2 separate regions of the Homo sapiens genome follow, and region 1 is linked to region 2. A link is an interaction called in ENCODE POLR2A ChIA-PET data of the cell type or tissue named here. Cell type or tissue: A673. All regions are shown on one strand. Each heading gives the region's core, and the rest is flanking DNA. Links, peaks and the distances in the headings are about the cores only.

Region 1 (5,376 bases), core at 290-5,289, 54 kb before region 2:
GGAGGCTGAGCCAGGAGAATTGCTTGAACCCAGGAGGCAGAGGTTGCAGTGTGCCAAGATCGCGCCGTTGCACTCCAGCCTGGGCGACAGACTGAGATTCTGTCATAAATAAATAAATAAATAAATAAATAAATAAATAAATAACATAGGCTCCTGTCATTATCCAAAATAAACAGCTCAAAATCTCTGGATTCAAAGCTTTTATAATTTATAAAAATGAAAACCATTCAAATCTTTATTTGGGGTCTATTTATACTTTGACTACAAGCAATTCTAAGAAACTGAGTTATCTGGTTTCTACGGTGTTAATACAGTAGAAATCATAATTTAGAAAGAACACAGGGTTCCAGAGATATGATTGGTAACAGAAAAAAAAAAATCACATGTGACAACCTGGGAGAAAAAAGGCTGAAAAAAATCAGACAAATAATCCATATCAACGCCCATGAACGTATTGTTGCCTCTCAGCAGAAAAAAGTGAATGATGATGATCCTGAATCATGAAGAAAACATGATACCACGATAAAGGTACTGTTTATCAAAAGAGTAGTCTCATATATTTGTCTTAAATATGCCATGAAAATTTTTAAGTAATTTTTTTTTTCTTGGCAAAATCTCCAGGATTAGTTGCAAATGGACCCAATAAGTAACTAAATGGCTTGGCCTACCCTAAGACAGTTGTTCAGTACAAACCAATTAATCCTCAAAGAATTGCTGCCAAAATTATAAATAAATGAATTAGCAGAAGTTAACAATCCATTACATAAATAGTGTCATTCAACTAGATTTAAAAGTGAATTTTAGGCTGGGAGCAGTGGCTCAAGCATGTAATCCCAGCACTTTGGGAGGCCAAGGTGGGTGGATCACTTGAGGTCAGGAGTTCAAGGCCAGCCTGGCCAACACGGTCAAACCCTCTCTCTACAAAAATACAAAACTTAGCTGGCATGGTGGCGGGCGCCTGTAATCCCAGCTACTCAGGAGGCTGAGGCAGGAGAATCGCTTGAACCCGGGAGGCGGAGGCTGCAGTGAGCCAAGATCATGCCACTGCACTCCAGCCTGAGTGTCAGAGCGAGACTCTGTCTCAAAAAAAAAAAAAAAGTGAATTTTAATGCTTAAAAGAATGAGTTTTAAATTATCTGGAAAATTAACCTGTGTGAAATGATTTGTTCTCTCTGATGATCTTCAGTAAATAATGGCATAGGTTTTCATAGCTTTTCTTTTACAGATAGGGACTTACCCTGTCGCCCAGGCTAGAGTGCAGTGGAGTGCCTTTGAAATACTGGACTCACAATCTCAAGTGATCCTCCTGCTTCAGCCTTCCAAGTAGCTAGGATTATAGGCCTACACCACTGCACATGGCTAATATTCTATTTTTTATTTTTTTGTAGAGACAGGAGTCTCGCTTTGTTGCCCAGGCTGGTCTTGAACTCCTGAGCTCCAGAAAGTTTCCTGTCTTGGTGTTCCAAAGTGCTGGGATCACACCCATGAGCAACCTCACGCAGTCTACTACAGCTTTTTCATAAAGGTACCAAAACTTGCCTACACAAGCAATTTCCTGGGGAGGCAATTCACTTCTTCCACAAATGTGGCTACCTTCAGAAATAATCTCTGAAAGCTATTCAGAAATAGCCTAATTTTTATTTCAGTCTTAACTCATACATATCATGGGAGGAATTGCTACCATTTCAGATCTGTGCCAGGCATAAAGTACTGCAGGAACTTCAAAGATGAATTATCATCTCTGTCCTTAAAAAGGCACTCTCCCAGGCAAGTGATAATTATACTTAACATTACAATATGAGAAGTGCAATGATGAGGTAGGAACAGGTACACAGAGGGGCACCCAACTGAAAATGTGTGTCAGGAGGGACAGAGGAAACAGGGAAGAAGATTTCCTAAGTTGGTGCTAACAGTGAAAGCAATCCCAGGAGGGAACTACAGGTGCAAAGGCGCAGGTATGGTGTGCACAAGGGAATCACCAGCAGATCAGTGTCTCTGAACCAAGTGCCAAGTGAGAGAGGGACATTCTGGGAGGTGAGCCTGGAGAGGGAAGTGGGCCAGTGATGGAAAGCCTCCTACCTCATGTCGAGAAGACTGAACTCTCACAAAATGACAAGTGCCAAATGATTCCATTTATATGAAGTATCTAGAGAAGTCAAATTCATAGAGACAGAAAGTAGAACTGTAGTGGCCAGGGGCTGGGGAGGGGGAGTGCAGAGTTATTATTTGAAATGTGCAGAGTTTGGGATAATAAACAAGTTCTGGAAACAGATATGGTGATGATTGCACAGTATTACAAATGTACTTAATCCCCCTGAATGATACACATAAAAATGGCTAAAATGGTACATTTTATGTTATGCATATTTTACCACAATAAAAAAGAAAACTTAAAAAAAGTATTATGTTCAGGTAAAGAGGAAGAAGAAAAAGGAGAGAAGGGTGAGGAGAGGAGGAGGGGCAGCAGTTTGAGCTCTAACCAATAAACAGTGGCTTTCAGATTTGTTTTAGCTGCAGAGCCCTTTCTTCACACAGCATTGGTATAGACTTAATATTTGTCTCCTCAAAATTCATATGTTGAAATTTAATCCCTAATGTGATACTATTTGGAGGTGGGGCCTCTGGGAGATGATAAGGTCATGAAGGTGGAGTCTACATAAATGGGATTAGTGTCCTTACAAAAGGGACTCCAGGGAGCTCCCAAATCCTTTTTACCATGTGAGGACACAGAAAGAAAACAGCTGACTATGAACCAAAGGACACCAAACCTGCAGGCACCTTGGTCTCAGACCTCCCAGCCTCCAGACTGTGAGAAATAAGTGTCTTTGGCTTGGAAGTTATCCAGTGTACAGTATTATTGTTATTAATCTGGCATAAAAGCCCAACTATAAAACGATCAATAGCAGCACACCCTGGTGGGTGCCAGAGGCCAGCCCAGAAGCCCACCAGCTCCTATCCCCTACTTGTTTCCCATGGTGAACCCTAAGGAACCTCCAGGGAACCCCAAGAGCTCCTCCGGTTTGCAAACCACTAGGGTAGGTGATGGGAAGAATCCCAAAAGGTTTTCAGCCTGAGCATAATGCAGTGAGATTTCTTTCTTTTTTTCTTTTAATTTTTTTGAGTAAACTAGTCATATCACATGAGATTTTTGAAAGAGTAAAGCAGCTCTGGATTTTAGAAACAAATGAAACTATCTCAGCTCTGCCTCTCACCAGCCAAGTGTCCTGGGTAAGTTACTTACCTGCTCTGTCTGTCAAAACAGAATAAAAAACCTATTTTTGTAGGATTGTCATGAGGATTGATGAAATATAAGTAGGGTGCCTGATACACAGCGAATTCTCATTTGATGACAGCCATTAATACTCTTTCGTTTTATTAGGCATCACTCTGACTTCTGTGTAGCGAGATGATTGGGGTCGGGGATAGATGGAGGCATGGATGGAAGCTATTACAACAGTCTAAGTGAGAGATGATAAAGGCTTGAACTGAATTAGTCACAATAGGGATTGAGGCCAGGTGCGGTGGCTCACGTCTGTAATCCCAGCACTTTGGGAGGCCGAGGTGGGCAGATCACCTGAAGTCAGGAGTTTGAGACCAGCCTGGCCAACATGGTGAAACCCCGTCTCTACTAAAAATGCAAAAACTAGCCAGGCTTGGTGGCAGGCACCTGTAATTCCAGCTACTCAGGAGGCTGAGGCAGGAGAATCGCTTGAACCTGGGAGGCGAAAGTTGCAGTGAGCTGAGATTGCGCCACTGCACTCCAGCCTGGGCGACAGAGCAAGACTCCGTTTTGGGAAAAAAAAAAAAAAAAAAAGACAATAGGGATTGAAGGGGGAGGTGGACTCTAGGACTATTCTGGAAGCGCTGTCAAGACAGGGAATAAGCACTGACTTCCTTCAAGTCAACCAGAAGAAAGAAGCAAACAAAAGAAGGAATAACCCAAAGGTTGTCTAGAACTGGTCTAGGGGAAGAAGGAGACTACAGCCTGGGGCAGAAAGAGGAACCAGAGGCCCAGTGGAGGGCATGCTGGAGAAAAGCTTTTCAATTCCAGTCTTACCTCTCCCTACAGTACATGTCTGCCCCTTTAACAACTCCCTCCAGTGTTGAGAAATTAATAAAACAGGTTCAGGCTGTCCAGCCAGCAATCATTCCTCACCTACCCTCTCCAAGCTCCTTGGGCTAATGGGCTGTAACCTAGAGAGACTGCCTCCTCCTTCTTTCAGAGCAGCTGATAGGAATAGCTTAATGGACAGTCACTGAACAACAGAAATCAAGGGTGATTCTGTAGTGCCCAAGATTGCTCCATCCTGGGGTGCATCCCCTCCCCTCTACCTAGAGGGACTCAGACCCAAGCCTGGCTATCATCTCGTTCTTCAGCACATAGGGGACATGTATGAGAGTGGTCATCACAGTGATGTTTGTGGAGGCTGGGAGTTGGAAGCTGTCTGGTTGTCTAACACTGGTGGATGGACCACGGAACCACAGAATACTCTGTAGCAGGTAAAAACAATAGACTAAATCAGTGGTTCTCAATTAGGGATGATTTTTGTCCCCGAGAAGACATTTGGCAATGTCTGGAGACACTTTTGAATATCACAACTGGGAGTGGGGGTGAGGGTGCTATACTGGCATTTATTGGGTGGGGCCAGGTATCTACATCTTACAGAACAGCCCCAACAAATAGTCAACTCAAGGCCGGGCACGGTGGCTCACTTCTATAAGCCCAGCACATTGGGAGGCCGAGGCAGGTGGATCACTTGAGGCCAGGAGTTCGAGACCAGCCTGGCCAACATGGTGAAATCCCATCTCTACTAAAGATACAAAAATTAGCCGAACGTGGTGGCAGGTGCCTGTAATCCCAGCTACTCGGGAGGCTGAGGCAAGAGATTCGTTTGAACCAAGAGGGGGAGGCTGCAGTGACCCAAAATCATGCCACTGCACTCCAGCCTGGAATGAGACTCCGTCTCCAAAAAAAAAAAAAAGAATTAGTCAACTCAAAATGTCAAGAAGGCTGAGGTTGATTGGGCACAGTGTCTCACACCTGTAATCCCAGCACTTTGGGAGGTTGAGATGGGTGGATCACCTGAGGTTGGGAATTCGCGACTAGCCTGGCCAACATGGTGAAACCCTGTCTTTAGCTGGGCGCGGTGGCTCACGCCTGTAATCCCAGCACTTTGGGAGGCTAAGGTGGGCGGATCACAAGGTCAGGAGTTCGAGACCAGCCTGGCCAATATGGTGAAACCCCATCTCTACTATAAATACAAAAATTAGCCGGGAGTGGTGGCACGTGCCTGTAGTCCCAGCTACTCAGGAGGCTGAAGCAGGAGAATCTCTTGAACCCGGGAGGCGGAGGTTGCAGTGAGCTGAGATCGCACC
Region 2 (5,376 bases), core at 84-5,083:
TGTCTTCAAATCTCATATTCTTTTTTTCTTATTTTTGTGGGTATATAATAGGTGCATATATTTAATTTCATACCGTTAATCACCCTGTTTTCTGCTTTTCAATTAAGAAGATTAGGCATATTCTTCCAAAACCACAAGTCAAATGTCTGTATGCCTTCCACCAGTCATCATTTGGAGAAGGTGTTTTTCTCAAAAGCAAAATCCTAAGTGAGGGGAAATCTAAGGTACAGGCCACTTACCTTTTCATTCATTCATTCAATCATTAAGTTCTGAGTGCTTACTCTGTGTCAGACACTGTCCCCGTACTACATATATATAGCATGGAAGATGGGGTGGGGAAATGAGCAAATAAATAATACATAGGAAGACTACTGGATAGTTATAAGCGCTAGTGGTAGAAAGGGAGGAGTGGGAAAGCAGAAATTGATAATAATAACCCTGAACTTGAAAACAGAAGCACTAAGTACTAGCTTGGTTTTGCCACACACTAGAGTTTGGTGCTTGGGCAATTCACCTCACTCCCTTAGATCTTAGTTCATCACACATCAAATAAGTCATTTTGAAACATATTGTACTGAGCAGATGTGTTTATATTTGTTCCTTTCCAAAATCCCAGTGAGTAATAGTAAACAAATTAACAACAACAACAACAAAAGAGACTTAAACCCACAAAGACAACAGAAGAAAAGACAACAGTAGACAAGGATGTCAACCACATTTTGGAAGAGACAAGTAATCAAACACATGGCAACTGACAGTGGAAATGAGGAAGCTGAAGCCTCCTGTGGAAAGTCGGAAGCCAAAACAACCCACCAGAGAGAACAAAATGAACTCAGAGCAAACATAGACTAAGCAGGGACTAAAGGAAAACTTCGAAGATAATAATTAATATCATGAAACAAGAAGAGCACAGTGTACAAAGAAAATAATCAGAGAGCAACAACAAAAACAACAAAAAACTGGCTGGGTGTGGTGTTTTACATCTGTAATCCCAGCACTTTGTGAGACCAAAGTGGGAAGATTGCTTGAGCCCAGGAGTTAAAGACCAGCCAGGGCAACATAGAAAGACCCATCTCTAAAACAATAATAATAATAGATCAGCCAGGCATGTTGGCACACACCTGCAGTCCCAGCTACGCTGGGAGGCTGAGGTGGGTGGATCATTTAAGCCCAAAAGCTTGAAGCTGCAGAGAGCTGTGATGGTACCACTGAACTCCTGCCTGGGTGACAGACCCAGACCCTATTAAAAACAAAACAAAACAAAACAAAAAACCACAAACTCTTGGAAATTAAATGATGACAGCAAAAATTAAAAATTCAACTGAAAGATTGGAAGATAAAGTTGAGAAGCTCTATCAAAAAGTAAAACAAGAACACGAAGAGACAGAAAATGGGAGATACAACATAATCATCTACCAAAGTTGCTCTTTTCTTTTTGGAAGGTCTGTGGAGGAGAAAGAGCATTCATCACAGGTTTCCCAGAGAGAAGAGATAAGTCAGTGTACTGCTGACAACATGAGCCAGGGTTAAGGTACCCCTTGGAATTACTGATTTCTAAGATTAATAAAGTAGTTCTGTTTAAAAAAAGAAAATAGGAGATAATAAGAAAATTAGAATATATATATATCCAAAAAATATTACATTCAACTTTTAGGCATTTAGAGACAATAATAAGAAATGGGGCCAGGTGTGGTGGCTCATGCCTGTAATCCCAGCACTTAGGGAGGCCGAGGCCGGTGGATCACCTGAGGTCAGGAGTTTGAGACCAGCCTGACTAACATGGTGAAACCCCGTCTCTACTAAAAATACAAAAATTGGCCGGGCGTAGTAGCGGGCACCTGTAATCCCAGCTACTCAGGAGGCTGAGGCAGAATTGCTTGAACCTAGGAGGCGGAGGTTGCAGTAAGCTAAGATCGCGCCATTGCACTCCAGCCTAGGCGACAGAGCCAGACTCCGTCTCAAAAAAAAAAAAAAAAGAAAAAGGATAAGAAATGGGTCCAGTCACGGTGGCTCACACATGTAATCCCAGCACTTTGGGAGGCTGAGGCAAGAGGATCACTTGAGCCCAGGAGTTCAAGACCAGTCTGGGCAACATGTAGAAACCCCATCTCTACAAAAAAAAAAAAAAAAATTACCCAGGTGTGGTGGTGCACACCTGTGATTCCAGCTACTCAGGAGGCTGAGTTGGAAGGATTGCTTGAGCCCAGGAGATTGAGGCTGCAGTAAGCTATAATCACACCACTGCACTCCAGCCTGGGCAACAGAGTGAGACCCTGTCACAAGAAGAAGAACAAAAAAATAAATAAATAAAAGGAAATTCTCAAAGAAACAACAATACAAAACTTCCCAGAATTTAAAAGTGAGAGTCTCCGTGATAAAAGAGCCCACAATTAAAAAGAAAGGCACACATTGTAAAATTTTGTGAAAATTTTTAAAAGGATCCTAAAAGCTTCCAGAGAGGAAAAAAAGCAAGTAGATCACAAACATGTAAGAATGAGAATGGCAATGAAATTTTCAATCACAACATGGGAATCTAGGAGACAATACAAGGATGTCTTCAAAATTCAGATGAAAACTTATTTTTCAATCATAACACTATAGCCAGGAAAAGTGTTAATATAAGAGTAAAATAAAGACTTTTTTGAGCACAGAAGTTCTCAGAAAATGACTTGCTATGTATCCTTTTGGTGGGAAACTATTGGAGAATGTGGTACACCAAACTGAAAGTTTATTTTTTATTTTTTATATTTTTTTGAGACGGAGTCTCGCTCTGTCGCCCAGGCTGGAGTGCAGTGGCACGATCTCGGCTCACTGCAAGCTCCACCTCCCGGGTTCACACCATTATCCTGCCTCAGCCACCCGAGTAGCTGGGACTACAGGCACCCGCCACCACGCCCGGCTAATTTTTTTGTATTTTTAGTAGAGACGGGGTTTCACCATGTTAGCCAGGATGGTCTCGATCTCCTGACCTCGTGATTTGCCCACCTCGGTCTCCCAAAGTGCTGGGATTACAGGTGTGAGCCACCGCGCCCAGCCTCAAACGGAAAGTTTATTAAGAAAGTAGGAGATATTTTCTTTTTTTCTTTTTTTTCTTTCTTTCTTTTTTTTTTTTTTTGAGATGGAGTCTCTCTCTGTCGCCCAGGCTGGAGTGCAATGGCATGATCTCAGCTCACTGCAGCCTCCGCCTCCCAGGTTCAAGTGATTCTCCTGCCTCAGCCTCTCAAGTAGCTGGGACTACGGGCACATGCCACCATACTCAGCTAATTTTTTTTTTTTAATGTATTTTTAGTACAGATGGGGTTTCACTGTGTTAGCCAGGATTGTCTCAATCTCCTGACCTCGTCATCCACCCGCCTCAGGCTCCTAAAGTGCTGGGATTACAGGCGTGAGCCACCGCTAGGCCAAGAAGGAGATATTTTCTTTTTTTTCTTTTCTTTTTTTTTTTCAAGATGGAGTCTCGCATTGTTGCCTGGGCTGGAGTGCAGTGGCAGGATCTTGGCTCACTGCAACCTCCACTTCCGAGGTTCAAGCGATTCTCCTGCCTCATCCTCCCAAGTAGATAGGACTACAGGCTCTCTCTACCACACCCAGCTCTTTTTTTTTTTTTTTTTTTTTTTGAGACGGAGTTTCGCTCTGTCACCAGGCTGCTGGAGTGCAGTGGCGCAATCTCGATTCACTGCAACCTCCGCCTCCCAGGTTCAAGCGTTTCTGCTGCCTCAGGCTCCTGAGTAGCTGGGACTACAGGTGCACGCCACCATACCCAGCTAATTTTTGTATTTTTAGTAGAGATGGGGTTTCACTATGTTGGCCAGGATGGTCTCCATCTCTTAACCTCGTAATTTGGTAGCCTTGGCCTCCCAAAGTGTTTTGTATTTTTAGTAGAGATGGGGTTCACCTTATTGGTCAGGCTGGTCTCAAACTCATGACTTTAGGCAATCCACCCGCCTCGGCCTCCCAAAGTGCTGGGATTACAGGCGTGAGCCACCATGCCTGGCAGAAGGAGATATTTTCTATTCTGTATTTTTTTTTTTTTTTTTTAGGACAGAGTCTTGCTCTGTTGCCCAGGCTGGAGTGCAGTGGCACAATATCGGCTCACGGCAAGCTCCGCCTCCTGGGTTCATGCCATTCTCCTGCCTCAGCCTCCCAAGTAGCTGGGCACAGGCACCTGCCACCATGCCCGGCTAATTTTTTGTATGTTTTAGTAGAGATGGGGTTTCACTGTGTTAGCTAGGATGGTCTCGATCTCCTGACCTCGTGATCCACCCGCTTCGGCCTCCCAAAGTGCTGGGATTACAGGCGTGAGCCACTGTGCCTGGCCTATTCTGTATTCTGGCTGGTTGTTTGCGTCTCCTTCTGCAGTCATCCACAGGAATGCAGTGGTACAGCTCCAGGAAGTGCTTTCAGAATTTTAGGCAGTCCCATGCTGGCTCTTTCACATGCATGACTTTCTTCTGTCCATAGAAAAACACTCACTCATCCTTTGCCCAAAGAACAAAAAATCCAGGTTAGTTCCAACACAGGCAACCTCTTCTTGGCTCCTCCATTAGGAGGGATAACCAGCAAGGTGCTCACCTTTTAGATTTCCTAAGTGGAGCTAAACACACCCCACAACTGCAGGGGGTACACATTGAGCTTAGTGAGTGGTCCCGTTGAGGCTCTTTCCCTGGACTTGAGACGGGGAGCATCTACCCTTGCGGAAGAGAGAAAGAACATGCAGAACACTACCAGCTCGCTGCAAAACTTCCTCTTCATCACCAGCAAACCATGCCTTTTTGTTTGTTTGTTTGTTTGAGATGGAGTTTCGCTCTTTTGCGCAGGCTGGAGTGAAGTGGGAGATCTCTGCTCACTGCAACCTCTACCTCCCGGGCTCAAGCAATTCTCCTGCCTCAACCTCCCCAGTATCTGGGATTATAGGTGCCCCCCACCATGACCAGCTAACTTTTTTTATATTTTTAGTAAAGACGGGGTTTTGCCATATTGGCCAGGCTGGTCTTGAACTCCTGACCTCAGGTGATCCACCCACCTCAGCCTCCCAAAGTGCTGGGATTACAGGTGTGAGCCACCACGTCTGGCCTCATGCCCTTTATATTGCAACCCATGACTTTTTATATTTTTTATATAAGTGATTATTTATTTATTTTGAGACAGGGTCTCACTCTGTCACTTAGGCTGGAGTGCAGTGGTGCAATTTTAGCTCACTGTAACCTCCACCTCCCAGGCTCAAGCGATCCTCCCACCTCAGCCTCCTGAGTAGCTGGGATTACAGGCACTCACCACCACACTTGACTAATTTTTGTATTTTTAGTAGAGACCGGTTTTCACCATGTTGCCCAGGCTGGTCTCGAACTCCTGAGCTTAAGCAATCCACCTGCCTCA

What was found. ChIA-PET counts read pairs that join two places held together with the same protein. Peaks named below come from ENCODE experiments on the same cell type or tissue, not always from the same donor. Only the 100,000 strongest peaks of a DNase experiment are listed, where the experiment ranks them.
Region 1: POLR2A ChIA-PET joins it to region 2 with 5 read pairs; 6 of 35 experiments call an interaction of 5 or more read pairs at or near these places.

The regions. Positions count from the first base shown.
Region 1 is chr11:107,845,847-107,851,222 of GRCh38, forward strand. All of the region lies in intron 1 of SLC35F2 (solute carrier family 35 member F2), which reads right to left. Among named protein-coding and RNA genes, the nearest start is that of SLC35F2, 10 kb to the right of the region's middle. In A673, for the core only: no CTCF peak of the experiment used is centred there; no DNase peak of the experiment used is centred there; H3K4me3 peaks cover 518 bases; H3K27ac peaks cover 1,740 bases.
Region 2 is chr11:107,900,031-107,905,406 of GRCh38, forward strand. No RefSeq gene overlaps it. Among named protein-coding and RNA genes, the nearest start is that of RAB39A, 26 kb to the right of the region's middle. In A673, for the core only: no CTCF peak of the experiment used is centred there; no DNase peak of the experiment used is centred there.